2 separate regions of the Homo sapiens genome follow, and region 1 is linked to region 2. The links are chromatin contacts, found by Hi-C or POLR2A ChIA-PET in ENCODE. All regions are on one chromosome and are shown on one strand. Each heading gives the region's core, a stretch centred on a gene start or an enhancer-like site at or near the end of the contact. The rest is flanking DNA. Distances are from core to core; before and after follow the strand shown. Region 1 holds the start of FLT1 (fms related receptor tyrosine kinase 1). Region 2 overlaps FLT1 (fms related receptor tyrosine kinase 1).

The links. Hi-C counts contacts between places; a loop is a spot of excess contacts on that map. ChIA-PET counts read pairs that join two places held with the same protein, here RNA polymerase II (POLR2A). Pooled maps may share reads with other maps.
Region 1: a loop to region 2 is called in a map with no recorded cell type, with 7 times the contacts of the local background. The contact joins the promoter of FLT1 here to the enhancer-like site in region 2. A Hi-C loop is called at or near these places in 2 of 168 maps with a recorded cell type or tissue (heart left ventricle and heart right ventricle), 7 of 37 single-sample maps with no recorded cell type and 9 of 50 pooled maps. POLR2A ChIA-PET finds 5 or more read pairs at or near these places in 4 of 52 experiments (Panc1, WTC11, activated CD8-positive, alpha-beta memory T cell and 1 more).

What each region holds. Positions count from the first base shown.
Region 1 is chr13:28,493,211-28,496,739 of GRCh38, forward strand. It overlaps FLT1 (fms related receptor tyrosine kinase 1), which reads right to left and starts at 1,918. Exons shown (of 30, transcript NM_002019.4): 1 at 1,570-1,918. The coding sequence starts at 1,633. RefSeq lists silencers at 1,404-1,453, 1,534-1,653, 1,774-1,823.
Region 2 is chr13:28,427,762-28,431,735 of GRCh38, forward strand. It overlaps FLT1 (fms related receptor tyrosine kinase 1), which reads right to left. Exons shown (of 30, transcript NM_002019.4): 7 at 3,375-3,549; 8 at 2,289-2,406; 9 at 1-160. Among named protein-coding and RNA genes, the nearest start is that of FLT1, 65 kb to the right of the region's middle. RefSeq lists enhancers at 2,126-2,525, 2,545-3,204. Within about 2 kb of position 2,275, at least 3 of the 41 ENCODE cell types and tissues checked have a DNase peak (open chromatin) inside an H3K27ac peak, as active enhancers do.

The sequences.
Region 1 (3,529 bases), core at 668-3,167, 65 kb after region 2:
TTTACATAATAGTCGAGTGAGGTATTTAAATTCTCTAAGCAATTATATTTTAATACAAGTGACTTTTCAAAACAAAAAATGTATTTGTGAAATAGAAAATACAACATTTTATTTAATATAGTTATGTTAGCACCTTTCCCAACCTACAGTGAGTTCTCAGAAGTTACCACTTCGCCCTGTCTCCGGGTTTAGTAGTTTCTCCAATCTAATTGGAACTATTACTTGTTACTTGGAAACTGACGGTCTAGTTAGTCTTCCCACTGAGAAAGAATATTTAATTATTACTGCTTTTTGGGTTTAACAAGCTTTTTGTTGTTGTTGTTGTTGTACTACGCTCCATCCTATTGACTTTTCTTCCCGGGAATCATTGCAATGACTTATTTTATATTACTATATTTTATTTCATATTTTACCTTTTCTCCACGATGCTTAAAAGAAAGGCGCTCCGAAATCTGGCTCTCTGCGCCCAGGGGAACGAGGCACAAATCTCCGCCACTCAGCCCCACTGAGCAGAGACTGCGAGTCCGAACCCTCAAGTTCCTCGGGGCTTTGACCCCTCAATGGCGGCGGTCTAACTGCTGGTAAAACCCCCGGCCCCTGACTGTTCCACCGCCCGTCTCCCAAACGCCCAGCGAAGGCTGACTTAGGTGGCGGGCGGACCTCATCGATTCCTCAAACCACATCGTTTGGTCAAAATCGCCCGCCCTCTCTTCGCTCGGATTTTAAAGGCTAGGCTTGTAAGTCAGTAAGTTAACGGTATTTGGGCCCTGGGCTGCCCTTGTGGGTCAGGGTCACTGATGTCCGCGACACGGACTGGACCGCGCACCACGCCTGCTCCCGGCAGAGGCCCCACCCGGGTGGCTGAGCGCAGCGCACTGGGGCCCCGCGGTCCGAGAGCGGCGGGGAGGAGCGGGCGCTCGCCGAGCGTTCCCCGGGACAGTCCGGCTTGGGGACTCAAGCGGGTCATGGGATGCCGGCGCTGGCCCTCTCCTGAGATCCTCCTGCTCCCCCGCAGGCACGAGTCCCCTCCAAATCGGCTCCCCTCCTACACTCTCGTGACGCGAGGTCGCGGCCAGTGCCCAATATCACCAAAGTCCCGGCCTCAGCCCAGCCCCGGGCAGCCTGGCAGGCTTTCAGGAGCCTCTGCTCCCGGCTCCGGGGGACCCTGCGTACCTGCCCCAGGTCCTCTGGGAATGGGCTCTGGGTGCCAGGCAGGTCCCGGTGCGTGCTGCTCCTAGTGCCCAGGGCCTCGGCAGTGAGACCCCAACCCGACAGCTGGATAAGGGATCAGCGATCCTGTCGCAAACGGACAGCCCCAGCGCGGACCCGGTCTGAGCGCTGATGCTCGCGGGTCCAGGCCAGCCACTCCTCGAGGCGCTCCCTCGGAGAAAGGGCGCAGCGGCCCCAAGCGTGCCCGCTGCAACTAGTGTCCCAGGTTCTCGCCGTAGCCAGCTTCTCCGGGCTACAGCCTCGTCTCCCCGCGTGCACCCCGCCCTGGCCTCGGAGGCTCTGCCCTCCGGCCGCCCCATCGCAGCCCGCCTCAGGCCCCGGCCCCCAGCCGCGCCTCACCTGTGAGAAGCAGACAGCTGAGCAGCGCGCACAGCAGGACCCCGGTGTCCCAGTAGCTGACCATGGTGAGCGCGACGCGGCCTGCTCGCCCGGTGCCCGCGCTCCCCGCGGCCAACGACCCGGCCGCCAGAGTCCGTCCTCTCGTTCGCCGCCGCCGGCCCCGCGCCCTGAGCGCCCGTCTCGCGGCTCCAGCCAGGAGACAACCACTTCCCCGGGTAATCCTCGCCGCCAGGCGCCCGCTGGCCGCTGCACCCGAGCCCCGGAGCCCGCTCCGAGCCGCCGCCGCTGCCGGGGAGGAGCCGAGAGGAGTGTCCGCCTGGCGCGCTCCGAGCCTCCCGCGGACCTCGATGAAGAGCAGCCGAGGGCGGGGGCGATTTATAACCTTTCCCCAGCCCACTTCCTACCCCGGCACCTCCTTCTGGTGACGTCAAGGGGTCCCCCACCCCTCATCCGCCTCCCCACCTACCCTCTTCTTCCTCCCAGGCTCGCTTCCCTGCGGCTACGGAGAGGGGCGGGGGCCGACGAGGGCGGGTGGCCCGGGGCCGAGCGCGCGTGGGGAGGTGCTGGCGACGCGGGCCCGGGAGCGCGGCCCCGGCAGGTTCAGGGTCTTTGCTCCGCGCCCTCTTGCCCTTGCCCCTCCTCCTGCCCATCGCGCTCAGGAAATCCTTGCAGACTCCCTCCACCCGGCTTACTCAGCTCTGGGGGCCGCCCGAAACTGGGGAAGGGACAAGGCTGAAGCTCCGCCGCCTGGCCCTAGGGGCGGAAAGTCCGATCCAAGGGAAGCTGGCCGCGCCTCCGCGACGGTGTTCTTGGCACGGAGGACTGAGGCGCAGTCCGGCTGTCTCCCCTTGCCTGCTCTTCCCGCGCTGTCCCGCCGCTCCTGACCCCTTCAGACTGTCCCGAGAAGTCTAGGAAGGCACCGGAGACCCTCGGCACAAGGCACTGAACCTGGAGCGCCTGAGGGGAACTGACGCTTGCTTGGCACCTTTGGGAAGACTGCGAACCAGCTCAGGTCCCAGGGGAGCGTGTCCGTGTCTTTTTCGGCCGCATTGATGCACCCGCCCAAGTCATTTCCTCAGTCTTCTGCTTCCTAGAAGCAAAACAAGGAATAACATTATGATACCTTTAAAAAGCTGAGGCGTGAAACTGCTCCTGCAACTTGGAAGCGCAGGGCACTTGAACTTTATTCCCTAAATGCTCGAAAAAGAAATCTTTCTGGTGGCAGCTTGCTACTCAAGATGAGTGACTCTGACCACAACCGGCTGAAATTAACTTGAGGCCCTAGATCATTTGCTATGACACTAATTCCACGTTGTTCCTCAATTATGTCTCCATTACCTCAAAGGCTGAAGTCGTCCTGGCTGCACGGAGCAGCCCAGTCTTGTCTCTGTAAATACCGCAGATTTGAAAAATAGTCCTATTGGAACCCGTCAGAGGGATGTAATACAAGGGACTGTGATGGCTCTTGAACGGAGCCAGAGACTCTTCCTGAAGGACTGGACTACCTCCCCGCCTAGGAAGGTTGGGTAACCCAAAGTTGCCACATTTCTGGGCTGCACACCAAGGAGAGGCCCCGGCCACTCCACACAGGAAATGCACGTCTGGGCACCTGGAGCCGCAGGACCTGAGCCACTAACTGTCCCTGGATCCCTTCTGCTTCAGAGGCAAGGAAGACTGCCGGAGTCATTGCTTGCCTGCTGGCTTCACCAGCGCTTTCTGTTTTTCCAGTTCTCCTCACCACTCTTCCTGGCGCCTTTCTCTGCCTCCCGCACCCCTGCCTCCTCTAAAACCCACAGCATCATCCCTCAGAACAGCTGGAAGCGGACAGCTGATCCTTCTCCTTGCTGGTCCCCCAGCCCAGAACACAGCCTGGGACATACGTGCGGAGCCACAGTGTCTGTTGGTCTCACCTGAGAGCTGCTTGTCACTCCCACACCCTCTTTCAAGGAGAAGCTGTCAG
Region 2 (3,974 bases), core at 1,025-3,524:
TAGAGTGGCAGTGAGGTTTTTAAACACATTTGACTGTTTTATGCTCAGCAAGATTGTATAATTCCCTGCATCCTCTTCAGTTACGTCCTTGATAATTAACGAGTAGCCACGAGTCAAATAGCGAGCAGATTTCTCAGTCGCAGGTAACCCATCTTTTAACCTGTGGTTAAAAACATGATCAGTAAGTCATTTCACACGGCCTCTCAATATCACTTTGATAACACGGTCATTGAAGTTTTTGAGCTCAAGTTGACCAATTTCAAACCTTTGATCATCAGTGTTGATTTTTAAAATGTAGGCATTAACTTTTGAGTAAAGGCAGATATGATTTTTAGACTGGGTAACACTTCATATTTATTGGCAAGGAAGAAGAAATAAAGCGAGCGAAGATAGAAAAGCAGTAGCTTAGTGTGCCCACAGGCATACTGGTGGCCACTGTGACTTAAGTATTAACCCAGAAGCAGGGGCTCTGATTCCATCCGAGATGTTTTTCAGAGTTTTCCACGAGGCTCCATCAGCAGTATAAGGGCCATTGTAAGTCAGATCAAGTAGATCACTTCTCCAGATAAAAATAAAAATAGACTTTTCTATTGTGGTCTCATGTGGAGTTCTTATTAGTTTTATAAATGGTCACACCAGTTGTCCCTTTCATAAACTAGAGTGAAATCAAGACTATCAAGATTTTTCCTCTGAGGAAGAACAGTTAAGGCACAGAAAAAAAAAAAACAGAAAGCATAAACTTAAAGAAATTTTAAAAACGTATTAAATACTGAATCGATGCATTGATATCACTCTGTTGCACACAGAACTGAGAGTCAGAGGCTTGGGTGCTTGACCTGGCTCTGCTACTCACTGCAGGCTGCTGCAAATGTGACTAACCAGTTTGGGCTCCAATTTTCTCAAATTTTCTAGAGGTTCTCAAAGTTTCCTTATAACTCTAAAATTCTATGATTTCATTAAAATGCATGGTTCTTTAAATAGGCAGTTTTAATCCATTAGGAGTTTCTTGTGTTCTGTATAAAGGTTTAATATTGGGAACTTAGTTCATTATCATGCATGATTATAAAGTCCTACAAACAAATTCCCATTACTAGTGTGTCTCAGATCCAAAGTAATTAAAATGAGGATGCTACACTTTGTGATTACAAATATTGTCTTGGTATTACTTTAAATTATTTCCTACAACAAGTCAGCATTTTTGACGGTGGATTGAATTTTTTTTTAATGCCCTTGCTACTTAGTTACTGAAGAAATCAACACTAACAGATGAGCGTGCCCTCAGACACTGGAAGAGTGAATGTACCTCCTGGAGTCATCAGATTACTATTCAATTTACTATTAAACCTAAAAATTTACTACTAAACGTTTTTGATATTCTGAAGCAAAAAAGATCATTTTTCTACTGCAATGGCATGAAGACATAGCACAAAGTTAAAATTTTCTCTTTAATTCCCTATTAAGTATTTGAGGGAACTGCAAACAAACACTGCCCTCATATGACATTGAAAGCCAAATCAGCTCTGGTTAGGGAGATTCTAAAATGGCGCCACATCCCTATTGTATGGATTGTTTTGCTAATCAGTTTTGTACTATACCCTTTGTTTAAAATGTAATGACTTGAGCCAAAGATATTGGCATTTAACAGTAATTTTGTAAAATGATTGCAGATCATAAACAGATTACATTGTTTTACATCAGGTGTTGTACCAGTGTTTTAAAAAACAACTGCTGAAGGAGGTTTTGAATATGTATCTTTCTAGCCAAAAAAAACTTAATTAGTTCAAATAGGCCCCATCGTCCCCCTCTTCAAATGAGTAAGTCTTGTCTCTATTAATGTTTGTTTAATTTTAAAACAGGACTGGAACTTTCAACCCAGCTGTATATAAAAGAATTATTTTCAGCATTCTCATTACAAGAGCCCACTTCTTCAGGGTTAATAGAGCATGTTACATATTCAAAATGCTTCCTAGTCATTGCTCAACACATCCCATTCAAAGAATGTTGACATCATAGGAAGGTTTAGAGATGCAGAAAGTTAGCCACAGTAAGAGACTAGACTGAAGCGAGCACTCAAACAAACCTCATCTCTCGCTTACCTTGCTACATTATTTCCTTTTCCCCAGCCCTTCTCACCTCCACCACCCAAGAATCTACAGAGTTCTGAGCTCTCTGGGGCTGTCTGAGGAACGTCTCTTGGTATTTTGTCAGGAATTCGAGTCATTAGGCTCTTGCAGCTTCCCACTTACAAAGTATGTCTTAAACTGTTATGGAAATAAGGATGGTCCTACCATACAACTTCCGGCGAGGGAAATGCCTTCACTTTCATAGAGAGCCGGTAAGACCGCTTGCCAGCTACGGTTTCAAGCACCTGCTGTTTTCGATGTTTCACAGTGATGAATGCTTTATCTTTGAAAGGAGAAGTGATACATACATTAGAAAAGAATAATTTCCATAAACAAAACCTTAGGGCCTCATTCAGGGAGGGTGTAATCAATGAGTAAATAAACAGAGCTGAATTATGATAGAGCCTATCAATGAGCCCAAATGTTGATCATGAATAGGATACTTTAAAAGCACTGTAATTGGTGAACGCCTTTCAAATCAAATGGTATCACGTCCTAGCCACATAAAACAGTGGCAGAGCAACAGAAAGTGAAACACCTTAAATATCTCTATCACAATAACAAAGAAGTGGGAAGATATTTCTAAAAATCTACCTGGCCACTATAAGCAAGGTGAGAAAAAGTTGCTCTGTACACCCTAAAACAACCAATTTGATATCAAAAATCAACTGGAGAAAGACAAAAGGAAATAAAGGCTACTGATAGAATTGTTCCATAGTTTCTGCCCTCCACACTGTTTCCTTTTCAGCAATGGAAATAAGGTCTTTAAGCATTTTCTTTATAGAATTTGCATACTGAAATTAAGCAACAGCATTAGGATTCCTTGAGAGTAAAAGCAGGAATAAAATAGCATTAATTCTAAATGATTTAGCATACCATATTTTTATTTCTCTAATTCATGGTAGTACCTGAGAAATTTTTCTTAGATAATAAAGATAAAACTCATCATCTTTTTCTGTTTTGTTTATACAGAACACTAAGAATTTCATAAATATATTAGGTTCTAACCGAATTATTAGCCATAATAAGCATCTAAAGAAAGGACTCTCTGTTCAATTCAAAAGTATTAAATGTAAAGAGTACTTAATGTGGTTTGCTTTTTGACAGGGGGAGGAGGGAACCATGGCCAAGCTGTATTCATTCATGATAATGTAACTCTTGGCCAACAGAAAACTGACTTATTTAGAGAACACAGACATCTACAATGATTAGAAAGCATAGCATGAGTTGGCAACGCTGAACTATGCTTACCATATATATGCACTGAGGTGTTAACAGATTTGAATGATGGTCCACTCCTTACACGACAAGTATAAAGTCCTTTGTCTTTGTTCTGCATTTTGTCAATAGTAAGAACACTGTAGAATATGTTGGCATGGGAATTGCTTTGGTCAATTCGTCGCCTTACGGAAGCTCTCTTATTTTTCTAGAAAGAAAATGTATAACAAATGTAGAAGGAGTGAGTGTTCATGCTTAAAGTTATATAGGATTTTAACATTTCTTAGATCATTAGTTCGACAACAGCTTCTGTTTTATACTAAGAATCATGTCAAATCCACCTAGAGCGTAATGTTTGGAAACTACATCTGTGTCTAGAGGTGCTTCAAATATGTAGCATAGCAGGATTTATTTAGCACTTAATTTTCTTCAAATACACTTTCACATATACTATCTCAATTGTTTGTCCCAACAACCTAATGAGATTGGCAGGCTGACTGCCCTTTTAGTGATGAAAAAACTGAAGGAAGTGATACCCTGGCCCAAGTTGGCTAGGAACTGAAGTTGTTTGAGCATAAATCTAGTGTCCTTCCTCTGGCACACACACCTCTCTACACAGTAACCTGTTCCCTA